Linked DNA regions of Mus musculus: region 1 is linked to region 2. Evidence: chromatin contacts called from ENCODE Hi-C or POLR2A ChIA-PET data. All regions are on one chromosome and are shown on one strand. Each heading gives the region's core, a stretch centred on a gene start or an enhancer-like site at or near the end of the contact. The rest is flanking DNA. Distances are from core to core; before and after follow the strand shown.

Evidence for each region. A loop is a pair of places that touch in the nucleus more often than their neighbours do. ChIA-PET counts read pairs that join two places held with the same protein, here RNA polymerase II (POLR2A).
Region 1: POLR2A ChIA-PET joins it to region 2 with 20 read pairs in Patski. The contact joins the promoter of Cdr2l here to the promoter of Kctd2 in region 2. A Hi-C loop is called at or near these places in 2 of 37 maps with a recorded cell type or tissue (both heart). POLR2A ChIA-PET finds 5 or more read pairs at or near these places in 4 of 5 experiments (Patski and embryonic stem cell).

What each region holds. Positions count from the first base shown.
Region 1 is chr11:115,379,196-115,385,696 of GRCm38, forward strand. It overlaps Cdr2l (cerebellar degeneration-related protein 2-like), which reads left to right and starts at 2,721. Exons shown (of 5, transcript NM_001080929.1): 1 at 2,721-3,206. The coding sequence starts at 3,128.
Region 2 is chr11:115,418,321-115,424,809 of GRCm38, forward strand. It overlaps Kctd2 (potassium channel tetramerisation domain containing 2), which reads left to right and starts at 1,806. Exons shown (of 6, transcript NM_183285.3): 1 at 1,806-2,186; 2 at 3,663-3,771; 3 at 6,164-6,255. The coding sequence starts at 1,848. Atp5h (ATP synthase, H+ transporting, mitochondrial F0 complex, subunit D) reads right to left here and starts at 1,599. Exons shown (of 6, transcript NM_027862.1): 1 at 1,572-1,599; 2 at 66-196. The coding sequence starts at 187.

The sequences.
Region 1 (6,501 bases), core at 1,471-3,970, 38 kb before region 2:
ATATACACGCAAACATATACACACATGCATATATACCCAAAAACACATGCACACAGCATAAACACATATACACACATGCATGCATACACACATATACGCATATGCACATACATATATCCATATACACATACACATATACATACATACATATATACACACATGTATACATCCATATACCCACACACATACACACACATACATACATACACACACAAACATGTACACAAATGCATATACCCACAAGAACATATATACACACATTTATACACACATGCATGCATATACACATATGCACACACATATGCCCATATACACACACATACACACACATGCATGCATGCATACGTACGTACACACACATGTATACACTCACACACCCACACACATGCATACACATATACACATACATACGCACGCAAACATACACACATGCATATACACACATGCACACACATACATATGTACACACATGTATACACACATGCACACACATACATTCATACAGTATGCTCCATCTCTCAAAAGTGTCTATACTCCCAACAACACCACACTAAGAGTGAAGCATTTAACACATGAGCCTTGGGAGACAGTTAAGGTCCCAAGTATGGTAATGGGGGTACCTCAGTGTGGATTTAATTTGCATTTCCTGAGGATTAAATAAAACTTTGTACCTTAGTCACATTAACTGTTAACTGGGCCATTTGGATTTTTTTCCTCAAATTTGTCCAGTCAAGTCTTTTACCCATTTTCTCCTGGCCATATGCCTTTTTCCTTTGGATTTTCAGGTTTTGCCATATTCTGGCTAGATGTCCTTTTCTGGTTATATCACAACATATATTGAGTGCCTCAAGAATGTTCACACATGCTGGGCAGTGGTGGTGCAAGCCTTTAATCCCAGCACTCGGGAGGCAGAGGCAGGTGGATTTCTGAGTTCGAGGCCAGCCTGGTCTGCAGAGTGAGTTCCAGGACAGCCAGGGCTATATAGAGAAACCCTGTCTCGAAAAACCAAAAAAAAAAAAAGAATGTTCACACATGATGGGTCTCAACAAAAACAAATTACATGAATGCTGGAGGATTAGGAAAACTCCTTTAAGGAAAAAAAAATTCTTGGATGGATTAAAGCATGGCTTTTATGGGTGTAACTGGATATCGGATTTGGGTCTTAAGCAGTAAGAAACAGACCTTAAAGTGAAAAGGGCAGAATACAAGTAACACGTGCCCAAAGTTCATTCCTTCCAGCCTGTTTCCAGACATACAGGTTTTTAAACACTCCAGTTCTTTTTTTAAATGAGTTCTATTTCTATATTTATTTATTCTATATTTATGTGTATGAGTGTCTGCCTGCCTGAATGTATCTATACCATATGCATGCTTCGTACCCAAGGAGGTCTGAAGAGGAGAACTGATCCCCCGGAAGGAGTTCCAGGTGTTTCTGAACCACCATATTGATCTGAGGAATGAATCCTCAGATCTTCTACACGAGCAGTTGAGCCATCTCCAGCCCACGGCCTAGGTTCTTTTTTTTTTTTAAGAATTGTTTATTATTTGTAAGTACACTGTAGCTGTCTTCAGACACACCAGGAGAGGGCATCAGATCCCATTACAGATGGTTGTGAGCCATCATGTGGTTGCTGAGAATTAAACTCAGGACCTCTGGAAGAGGAGACAGCCCTCTTAACCACTGAGCCATCTCTCTAGCCTAAGACTCAGATTCTTAAAGGTAGGTGTGTGTGTGTGTTCACTCATGTGTGTTCATGTGTGTGTAGAGGGTACAGGACAACCTCCAAGTGTTACTGAACAAGGAGCTGTGCACCTTGCTTTTTTTGAAACACGGCCTATCACTGGCCAATTAGGCTAGGTTTACTGGCTACCATCGATCCATCTCTCCTGGCTCCCCAGCTCCCAGAGCTGGGATTTCAAGAACAAGCCACGCACTCTGCTTTTTTTTTTTTTTTAAACAAAACCAAACCTGGTAAGCACTTTTAATGTGCTGAGCCACCTCCTCAACCCCCTTAAAGTAATGTTTAGCTTTGCTTAGTTTAGTTTACAGAAAAACTTCCACACTGTAGCTTAGTCGGGCCTGGAACAAGCTGTGTTAAAAGTCTGGCCTAAGAACTCAAGATAATCCTATTGCTTCAGCCTCCTAACTCCCGTTAGTAGAGGAGGGAACCACTGTGTGTTTTCTATGTGTGAGACTTTATGTAATTACAAGTACCCAGAGGCCAGAGGTGTCAGAATTTCCCTGAAGCTGGCGTTACAGGCTGTTGGGAGCTTCCTGACGTAAGTGCCGGGAACCGAACTCAAATCCTCAGCAAGAACTCTTGACCTCGAGTGTTCCAGCAGCCAAACCCCCATTCAAGGTTCTTAAAGATGTTTCTAATTTAATACCATTTTTTAAAAAGTTCTTCGGATATATCAGTGGGTCAGCACGTTCTCCGCAGGTGAGGACCACTGTGGACATCAGACAGACCCTTGCTCCCAGGAGAGCCAGAAGGACAGATAACAAGCAAACAAAATAATTCCAGATGGACGTAAATAAAAGTCGGACGTGGAGGAAAAGCAGGACAGAGGGTTGATCCAGCAATTCCCGGACCAGGACACCAGGAAGGTCCTTGCCTTCGGTCCCGCCCCTTATTTGCATACGTCTTTTGATTGGTCTCCGGCGGCAGGTCCCACCCCGCAAAGCTGGCGGCCTGGGAAGCTGAAAGCGGGCCGGGCGGAGATGCAGCGGCGGCTCCGGGTGTCGCGGCGCGGGCCGGGCGGTGTGCGGGCCGGAGGCGGGCAAGGGGTACCCGCCGCTGCATCCGCACTCTGCTGACGCCCTAGCCCTGCAGGTGGTCCCGGGTGGTCCCAGCTGTCGTCCCACTTTGCAGTCCCCACCCCTCCGCCCTTTGTGCCGCCGCCACCCGGCGTCCCCAGTTCGGCGGGACCCGGGGAGCGCGGGAGCCAGAGGCCCCGCTGGGCGCACGGGGCCGGCAGCGGATGGCGATCACGGGCGGAGGGCGCAGGGGCGCTGCAGCCCGAGCTCCCGACGTTGGAAGCCCGGGCCGCCTCCGCCGCATTGTCCCGGGCTGCGAGCCCAGGCCCTGAGCTGCCGCAGCGCCCGCCCACCGCCACCCGCGGGGCCATGCGGAGAGCCGCGGGGATGGAGGACTACTCCGCAGAGGAGGAGGAGTCCTGGTACGACCATCAGGACCTGGAGCAGGGTGAGCGCGTTGGGGAGGGAAACAGCGTGTGCCCCAAGACCCCTGACCACTACTCCATTGTTGGGCGGTATCCCCAAGAAAAGGGCTAGGCTGGACCTGGTGAGCCCAACGGAGCATGATGCGTCTTGAGAATGGGGACGTGGACCGAGAAGGGCGCTGCCCTGGAATATTCTGACGCTGGAGAGAGACTTGCAAAAGTGTCCAGTTGACAGGGCATCCATCGCCCTTCTCATTTTAGTAGCAGCACCTACTCGCGTGCCCCGGTAGGGTATTGTTAGGGGGCCCGATTGCTAGGTAGAATGGAAGTCTTGGGGCCCACAGAGGATTCTTGTTACTTTTGCTAAGAATGCACTGTATATTGAGATAGGTCATCTCTCCAGATCAACAGCACCTGTCCGGGCTAGAATTTCTGAGCTCTAAGACTTCCAGAAAGTTTCCCCAACTCGCTTCCCTCTGCCCAGAAAGGGGGTGGTGCATGCTCACGCCTGCGAAGAAGCTGAAAGTCTCCAATCTGCCTTCCCAAGAGAGGCGTTCCCTGGTCCTTCCCTGCATGGGGCTTCCACCCAAGTGGCTCAGGATGTGAAGGGGTCCTTTAGCAATTTCAGACTTTGCCAAATGAGATCCCTGGGGAAAGAGGGAGCCACTTCCGTGGCACTCATCTAGAAAATGACTAGAGGGGAGTTAGAAGCTGGTGATGAGGTGGCTAAAATGACATCACTGAGAGGTGGAGCCGACCTGACAAGAAGGCCCGAGAGGGTCAGGGTCAAGGCCAAGGCCTGCCGAAGTAGTCAGACCCCAACCTCCTCTCTGCTGGTTCTTACTGAAACCCTGAGGGTGAGGGTCACCTGCATGCTCTGAGGTATTAAAACACAAGCCTGGCACAGTGTGTGTGTGCCACAAAGGCCGGTCTCCATCCTTAGGGCCCAGAGCCCTGGTTTTGCCAAGATGGGAAACATGCACTTGGATCCTGGAGCCTTTGTCTCCTGACCCACTTCCCCATGCAGCTGAGCTTCACCTGCAGATGAGGGGCTGTCCCTGTGCTTGTCAGTGAATCAGAACCTTGGGAGAGCTCCGCAGGGTAGAGAGTGTTGGGTTAGGCATTGCTATGCCATGAGCTTCTGTGACACCTCTTCTCTGTCCTGGCCACTACCCCTAAAACTTTACTCTCTAAACACCTACTGGCCCCATGTGAGCTCCAGACATCAGCCTGGGACCTGGGCACAGTCACAGCCTGACCCTCTGGGCACACAAGGGCTGATGGGGTAGGCCCACTTGTATGCTGCTCTAAGTGTAAGTGATTATGGGATGGCTTCCTGGGAGAGGCTAGCGCAGAAGGAAAGATGAAAAGCCGATTTCTGGCGAAGATAGCCTCTAGGGGAGGCAGATGCTAATACCATGGCGGTCGTCTCATTTAGTTCCCGCACCCCTAATGAAGGCTTGGCACCATGCCCAGCCCAGATGTGGGAGGAAGAAGAAGCCTTGCAGTAGGGGTGGGAGATGTGTGGCTTCTGCCAAGGGACAGGAACTGCCATTCCAGCAGGATTGATAAGCCCCAAACACTCCCTGCTTCTTGGGTCCTGCTGATCAGGCCTGCAGCTCTGGTCGTAGACAGAGCTCAGGAACCAGGATGATACCCAGTAATGAAACACGTTATAAAGACAGAGGCCCTTCCTTCTAGATGCTGTGCCAGCATCTAGGGATGGAATCACCATCCTCCTGATCCTGAATTCCAGCGGAGGAGACGGAAGTGGGAAGTTAAAGTAACCACTGTGGGACAGCATAGTCCCCTCAGCAAAGAGCTCTGAAGGAGGGCACGCTGGGAGAAGGGATGTTTGTAACCAAGGCCTGGGGCCAAATGAAGGACAGGAAGTAGGGGACAAAGGAAGCCTAGCCACGTAGCTCCGCATGCCAGGCCAGGAGAACTGGGCAATGGGGTGGAGCGTCTGCCAAAAGACAGTCATGTCAGAGGGCCCGTTTGTGTTCCACTTTGTACCCAGTCCCCAAATTCTGTCCTTCCCATCCGCCCAGACCCACAGAGGGATTTCTGACCCCACACATTGGAGTATCCTTCCTGCCCGCTTGCCCTTACCCTGGGCCAAGCCCCAACTTCACTCCCCAAAGAAATTGTCCCCAGAGATTGTGTTTGGCTTTAGTGTGGCTCTGTCCCAGAGGCAGGAGGCGGGGGTCTTAGATTTGCTAGATTCCTTCCACCCACTAACTTGAGCACCTATAAAAATAGTAAGAAGTCATGAATTAATTATAAGCGCTGGCTCTTTCTTCGCCCTCCCCCTCCCCCACCTGTGACCACCTCTGTCCAGGCTGAGGGATGGCTGCTGAGTCACAGATTTTGAGAGCTGACCTCCCTTCCTGCCTAGCCTGACCTTGATTCCTCCCCACCCTTGGGGATGCTGACTGGTAAGGAAAGGGATGCCCTTCCTCCACCCGGCTCCTCCGCCCTGCTCATCCACCAAAGGCCTTTCTGAGTTCTGACTCTTGTGCTCTGTGGGGCAGGGCTCCCAGATCCACCAGCTCACGTCTTCCACCTCAATCCAACTTGGCCTGATCCTTGGCCCTCTCCTGCCTCTCTGTCAGGAGTCCGTCCTGCTTTACTATGATGCCCAGCCAAATGGGTGATTTGGGGATGTGGGGGGCTTCTTTGTTTTCTCTGGGGCATTGCCTTATAATACCCACTAAAGTCCCACGAAGGAAGCCCCCAGAGAGCCCCTAGGGCCAGGGGGTGTGGCAGCGCAGACTCAGTACCTTCCCTGGCTTGGTTCAGAGCTGCTGGTTAATCGGACCGTAACAGGCTTGTAGTTGTTGCTCTGTGCCTGAGTCCTGCTCAGCAAGCTTCCACGTTTCCCAGCATCCAAGCCACCAGCTCCCGAGTCCCGACCTGCCACTATCCTTCCGCAAGCTCCCTCCCCTAGAACTTAGTTTTCTCAGTCCTCTGCTCTACAGCGTCTAGATTCCACCCATCCTCCCTCCAGGCCGCTCTGACCAGCTTAGCTTGCAATACGATCCAGTTTCCCTGACATTCTCCCTCCTCCACCCCAAGCAGCGTCCGTCCGTTCTGTCTTCTTTCTGTCTTCTTTCCTCTGTCGTCCTTGGATCACTAGGTGGCCAAGTCACATTCGCTGTTTTTGCTAGGTAGTCTTCTATGTCTTTCTGTTCGTAGTGTAGTGAACCCACACACTGGAATCCCCACCTATGAGCAGTAGGAACTCACACGTCTCAGCTCACCTGGAAGGAAGAGCCCTGTGCTGAAATTGTCCTTGGCTTTTCCTCTTTCTTCTGG
Region 2 (6,489 bases), core at 556-3,055:
AATGTCAAAACATTGCTTCCAGGTTCAGCATCAAGGATGGGGGCTCCCTCTTACAGCATACTGACCTGGCGTGGAAGGTCTCATTCCAGGACTTCAGGGCATTTCCAATTGCCTTCTGGTTTTGGGGCATGACCTCCACAAAAGATACCCAATCAATGGTTTTTAGAGCAAGTTTACGCCCAGCCATCTTGGGATACTAGAAAACAAAACAGCGCCTTTGGAGAGAACCCCTGAAGGAGACCATTCCAGAGAAATACAAGTCGTTAAGAGACGGATCAGCTCAAGCATTTGATGGGTATATATATGCAACAGATGAAAGAATTCGGATTTAAACCAGGAAAGAGGGCTAGGGATGTAGCTAGTTGCTAGAATGCTTGCCTGGCATGGACAGAGTCCTGGGTTCCCTCTCCAGCACCAGAAACACTGAGGTAGAGGCAGAGAATCAAAGTTCAAGGTCACATGAGAGATGTGGGAGCTTGTCTCAATACATCAAAATAAAGCTCTACAACCCAGAATATAAACATGTTCTCTCCTACCAGGCTGCCCTTCCTCTATCCCAACTCATTTCTATTCTTTGCAGACACTTCTAAAGGAAGTCATAAGCTGCCCAAAGGCTAACTAAGCTACTGTGTTTTGGCCACTGACTCTCCACCACAACCCCGGCCATTCACTCGAACTGTCCTGCCCAGGTCATCCTGTCCACAGCACACATACTGTGCACTTTCAGAGGCATTTTTACACAAATGATACTGTGAAAAGAAAGTGACTGAAGCGGTCTTGAGACCAAAACAAGACGAGATACAGAAAATAACTATGAAGAGAGCCAACCGAAAAGTGGAAACCATCTACACAAGCTCTGAGTGGGGGATACCTTCCTATCGATCAAAGTTGTCAAATGCCGGTCTCTCTCCTTCCTTCCTTCCTTCCTTCCTTCCTTCCTTCCTTCCTTCCTTCCTCAGTACAGCTTACGTCTCTAAGAGACAGAGACAGAGACTAAGACAGTTGTCAAGTGAACTAAGGATGCCAGAGAACGAAGTGCACTGGAGAAAGCAGGAGTTACAGACTTTTTGTTATCTGATTCATCTCTAGCGCTGGTTGTTTCTCAGACAAATTGGCCAGCCTGCTCTCATACACAGGTCATAAGCATAGAGAATGACCAATAGTTAATTAGATCAATCGGTAAACCTCATGAGGAATAGGAATCCTCCATTCGAAGGGAAGGACGTAGAGTTGAAGTCTGCTAGGTGTCTTGTCCTCTCTGAAAGTTACCACCCTAACTCTGTGATGCTTTCCCGACCCCTAAACTCCACTCCTGAGATCGCCACACAGTGTGAGACAAAAGTCTGTGGCAACATCTAAATTCACGGTGATTGGCTAAGTCACTGCCAGGCCCCAGGCTCGCCCCGCGGGAAAGCGAGCAGGGCAAAGCAGTGACCTCGGGCGCTCTGCTAGCGGGGCAGCTCGAAGGCCCGATGTCCTCCGTGGAGCTGGAACAAGTGTGGAAGCGAGGTCTGGAATACAATACAAAAGAGTCCGTGGAGATTCGACCCAACACCTCAGACCCCACTCACCTTCACCGACCCCCGGCGGAGTGCTCTCTCTCCAGCAAGCAAGGAACGGAAGAGAGTTGCCGGAAGTTCTCTCCTTGGCCAATCCGAACGAGCAATAGGCGGGTCTCATGTCACACTTCAGCCAATGAGCATGGAGTCCCGTCCTGGAAGGCGGGCGCGGCGCCTGCGCCGTCGGGGTCCCTTTTCCCCCTGCCCCACGCCCGCCGATGGGCCGGCCCGGCTCTCCCCGCCGAGGAGTCGGCCGGCCCGGCGGCGCGCGGGCAGCGGCGGCCCAAGATGGCGGAGCTGCAGCTGGACCCGGCAGTGGCGGGGCTGGGAGGGGGTGGCAGCAGTGCGATGGGCGACGGCGGCGGCTCGGGCCGCGGACCCCCCAGCCCTCGCCCTGCGGGCCCGACACCCCGCGGACACGGCCGCCAGCCCGCCGCCGCCGCGCAGCCGCTGGAGCCCGGGCCCGGACCTCCGGAGCGGACGGGAGGCGGCGGGGCCGCCCGCTGGGTCCGGCTCAACGTGGGCGGTACCTACTTCGTGACCACCAGACAGACCCTAGGCCGGGAGCCCAAGTCCTTCCTCTGCCGCCTGTGCTGCCAGGAGGACCCGGAGCTGGACTCCGACAAGGTGCGCCCCGCCCTCGGGCGCGCCCCCGGGTGTTGGGACCCATTCCAGGCTGGTGCTCCGATCTCTGGGACGCGTTTCCCTCCAGCGGGTCCTGCAAACCCGGACTTGAGTCCACTCTCTTCCCCCCGAGTTAGCACTGGCCACCTCAGAATGATCTCCCGTCCCAGTTCTGCCCCATCTTCAGGCACACTCCGGTTTCCCTTCGCACCCCGCTCTTTTCTCAGCTGCTCCTGCGTGGAGTTGTCTACCTGCACCCACGGGAGCCCCCTTCGTGCTCCTGTCACATTCCCTGCCCCTCCTGGGGACCACCCCTTCTCAGATCTGCATGAGTTTTTCTTTGGCTCCCGGGCGGCCCCCTGCTGCTGGTGCCAAATGCATTCAGAACTGGGTCAGGGTGAATGACCACATCTTGGTCACTTTCGGAGGACTCAGGTCCTGTTCCATCCCTGTGTAAAGTGGTATTAAACTCGGGGTTTAATGATAGCGTCCACTACTGAAGGCTGCAGGAAGTGCTTGTGATACATCCTGTGGTGGTGATAAAATCCTGGTCCCAGACCTTTTGTGCCGTAACAGTCACCGTTTCGGTACATTTTTGAAAGTAAATGCACTCCTTGGAAAGATGGGCTGATAGGTTAGGACCCAGAGAATGTGTAGCGTCAAACACAGGGTTGAGCAGTGGCAAGACGTCATTCATTTCCAGTTTGAACTGTAACTTTTGCAGGTTGACCTTTGACTCTCAAACGCATCCATACCATAAAGCACTCCCATGGTTAGTAGACTTGCATAAACCCTTAATCAGTTTCATCTGTTCTCTGATACCAAATTGATGGGAACCTTAAGAGATTCCAGAACTCCTGTTTATAGGGAATTATTTTTATATACCCTAAATCTTCCTTATGGCCAACACAAGCCAGTTTCTTGTTTCTTTTACTGTAAAGATGAGTAGGATTAAAGTTGCTCTGAGCCAAGTCCTGGCAGTACCAAGCTTCCTCTGGGCACAGAGATAGGGTGTGTGAGATTGCAGCTGCCAGTGCAGACTCCCACTGATGTTGGCCTTGGGCTCAGGAGAACTGCCAATAGAATGGAAGTTTTCTCAGAATTAGGACTGTAGTCCAGGGGCAGTGAAGGAGTCAGAACGCTTAACACAGCTATGAGATTTCCTTCATCCCCTCCCTGTAGCTGGTACCCTACAGAAGAATGTTAACAGAATGTGGGTCTACCCAGTAAATAAAGGCCTGGGCAGTGGGAGTGACTGTGCGTCTAAGACATCTGACCTGAAATGATCTTAAAGCCAGCCTCTGGTCAATAGTTTAAAATAAGCAAACTGTAGCAAAACCGGCTCAGTAAATAAATAAATAAATAAATAAATAAATAAATAAATGGTTTTTAGCTGACATAGTGACTGTTGCCTGAGTGCCCCGGCGGATTAGGGAAATGCTATTTAGAAAATGTTGCTTGGCTGTGCTCGGTTGACAGGACGAGACTGGAGCGTATCTGATTGACAGAGACCCTACCTACTTTGGTCCTATCCTAAACTACCTCCGCCATGGGAAACTCATCATTACCAAGGAGTTGGCAGAAGAAGGTAAGGCCACCTGTCTGGTTTCAGACTTGTGGTTGATTAGAGCTGCTTCGAGGACTTCCGGTTTGGTTTGGGATCGCCCCTGAGCTTGCGCAGGTGGGAGAGTTAGTGAAAGTAAGCGGGTAGCCTCCAGCTCCCGGGCTTGTGCAAACGCCTGGAAGGAGGCTGTGCGGAGCTGGGTCAGCTGTAGTGTGGAGCCGGCTTGCTCCGCTCGCAGAATCTGCTTTAGGCTTGTAAACCTGTGTCCCCATCACATGTGTCATATTTGCGGTGAGTGCCTGAAGCGCCACGTCTTCGTCAGCCAGGTGTTTTCATTTTTCCATTTTCCTTTGGACTTGTGAAAATAATGTTAATAAATGCCTGACCTCATTTCCTAAGACTCTGGTCTCATGCTTCTCTGTGAAGTCGTGCAGCTGACCTGATTCACTCTCCAACTCACTGTGAGGCAGGCGTGTCGCAGGCTCCTTGTCATTCCACTTTGTAGGACATTTGGATCGTAAGTGGGTCTAGGCTTCTATGTAAAAGGACTGCCTGGTCTCTGGAGGCATCCAGTGGAAATTTGGAGTCCTTTCCTAAATCCAGGGCCCCTGATCTAGAACCCGTACCTTTGGATAGCAAAGCTTGTACTAGAAACCCTCATTAGTGAAGTGGCTCAGGAGCAGCTCCATTGGGTCCAGAAAGAGGAACTGTTCGTTCTTGCCCATTCTCTGTCTCATGGCCCCTTCCCTGCTTACTCTTTCTCCCTGAAGGGAGTCTGTCTATAAATGCCCTTTTAAAACAAATCACGCAGTGCAGTGGTGGCGCACATCTGTAATCCCAGCACTCAGGAGGCAGAAGCAAGTGGCCAGCCTGGTCTACAGAGAGAGTTCCAGGACAGCCAGGGCTACACAGAGAAACCCTGTGTGGAAAAAAAAAATCATTTCAGATGCATACATAAGAAGTAGGAAAAGGCGTAATAAATTCCACACACATTGTGTTAGCTGGTAGCCGCTTAATGATCTTTTTATGTCTTTAATAAAAACAAAACAAACAAACAAACAAAAAAACAGTAAACTTCGTTGAGCCAGCAAAGTGACTCACCAGGTAATAGCTCTTGTTGCCGAGCCTGGCAACCTGAGTTCAGTCCCTGTCAAACCCATGATAGGAGGAAAGGAAGAACGCAGCAAATTGTCCTCTGACCTCCTTTTCACCCATACCACAAATGGATAAATGTGGTTTCCTTTGTTTTTCTGAGACAGAGCCTCAGTCTGTAGTGCTGGCTGACTTTGAACTCACAGAGTCTGCTGCTGCTGCTGCTGCTGCTGCTGCTGGGATTAAAGGCATTAAAGCCACCACACCTGACAACAATAAATAATTGACAGAAATAATTTTGAAAACACTTTATTTTGAAATAATTTTGGGCTTAGAAAAAGAAAGCATGACTAATACAAAGTTTCCTTTACCAAGATTCACCAGCTTTGGTCATTTATTTGGCTTGGTTTGGTTTGGTTTGGTTTTGAAGCCACTAAACTTTGTCCCCTGGGCGCTTCTACCCCTACCTCTCCTCCCTCAGTCTCCTAAGAGGTTTTACTTCTGAACTGTTTGAGGCTAGATTTTGAATTCTGTTCCTTAATAATTCTCAGCCAGGCGTGGTGGCACACGCCTTTAATCCCAGCACTCGGGAGGCAGAGGCAGGTGAATCTCTGAGTTCAAGGCCAGCCTGGTCTACAGAGGGAGTGCTATACAGAAAAACCCTGTCTCAAAAAGTAATAATAATTCTCTGTGTTACTCTAAAACCAGGACCTTGGCATGATCCTCCTTAACAGCTCAGGAGATTTGATATTGATTGTTTATCTGCACCCCTTCCCAGCTTCTCAATCGTAATAATGTTCATTAGAGCATTTTTTTTCCTAGCTCAGGAGCAGATATCCCATAATTACTCTATCTAAAATCTTTGATTTTGTTTACCACGAGAGGAGCCACTGATTGCCCCCCCCCACACACACACGTTTGTTATTAGTTGAGGCAAGATTTCTGCCACTGCCCAGCCTGACTGAAATAATTATCCTATTAAACGTGTAAGTTAATATACATGTCTCTATCAATCTGTCCTTTTTAGAGAAAACAAGAAAAGGCTGCAGGGTTGGGAACTGTCCAGTGTGGCAGGTTCCAGGAACAGGTGACATAGGGACATAGTGAGCAGGACGGGTGAGACGGGAGGGTGCACCCTGTGTTTGATTCCCCTCAGTGTGAACTCTGTGGGCAAGCCCTGGAGAACAGAGTCAGATTTACATTTCCTAGGCTGAAGGGGAGATGAGATTTGTGTTTGGAAAATGCAGTACTTGGAAGGCAAGCCTTGCCTTGCTGTTCCCCCTGGGCTCACACCTCTCTGACCACAGCCTGGTCCTTCTTCTAGGTGTGCTGGAAGAAGCAGAGTTTTACAATATCGCATCTCTCGTGCGGCTGGTTAAGGAAAGGATACGAGACAATGAGAACAGAACTTCACAAGTAAGATGTCTGGAACTGCTAAGGACAAAACCTGTCCAGGCAGCTGTCTGTCTGTCTGTCTGTCTGTGATGTGAAAAGGATGCTCTGCCCTCTGGGCTGGAGGGCCAGGCTGGTTCAGAGTGGGAACTGAGGAGCGGAGGAGACAGAGCAGCCCCAGCCCTTCAGGATAGTGGTACTGTTCAACAGTGGCTGTGGGAAGGGCCCAGCGAGGTCTTGCACTCCCCTGCCTCAGCT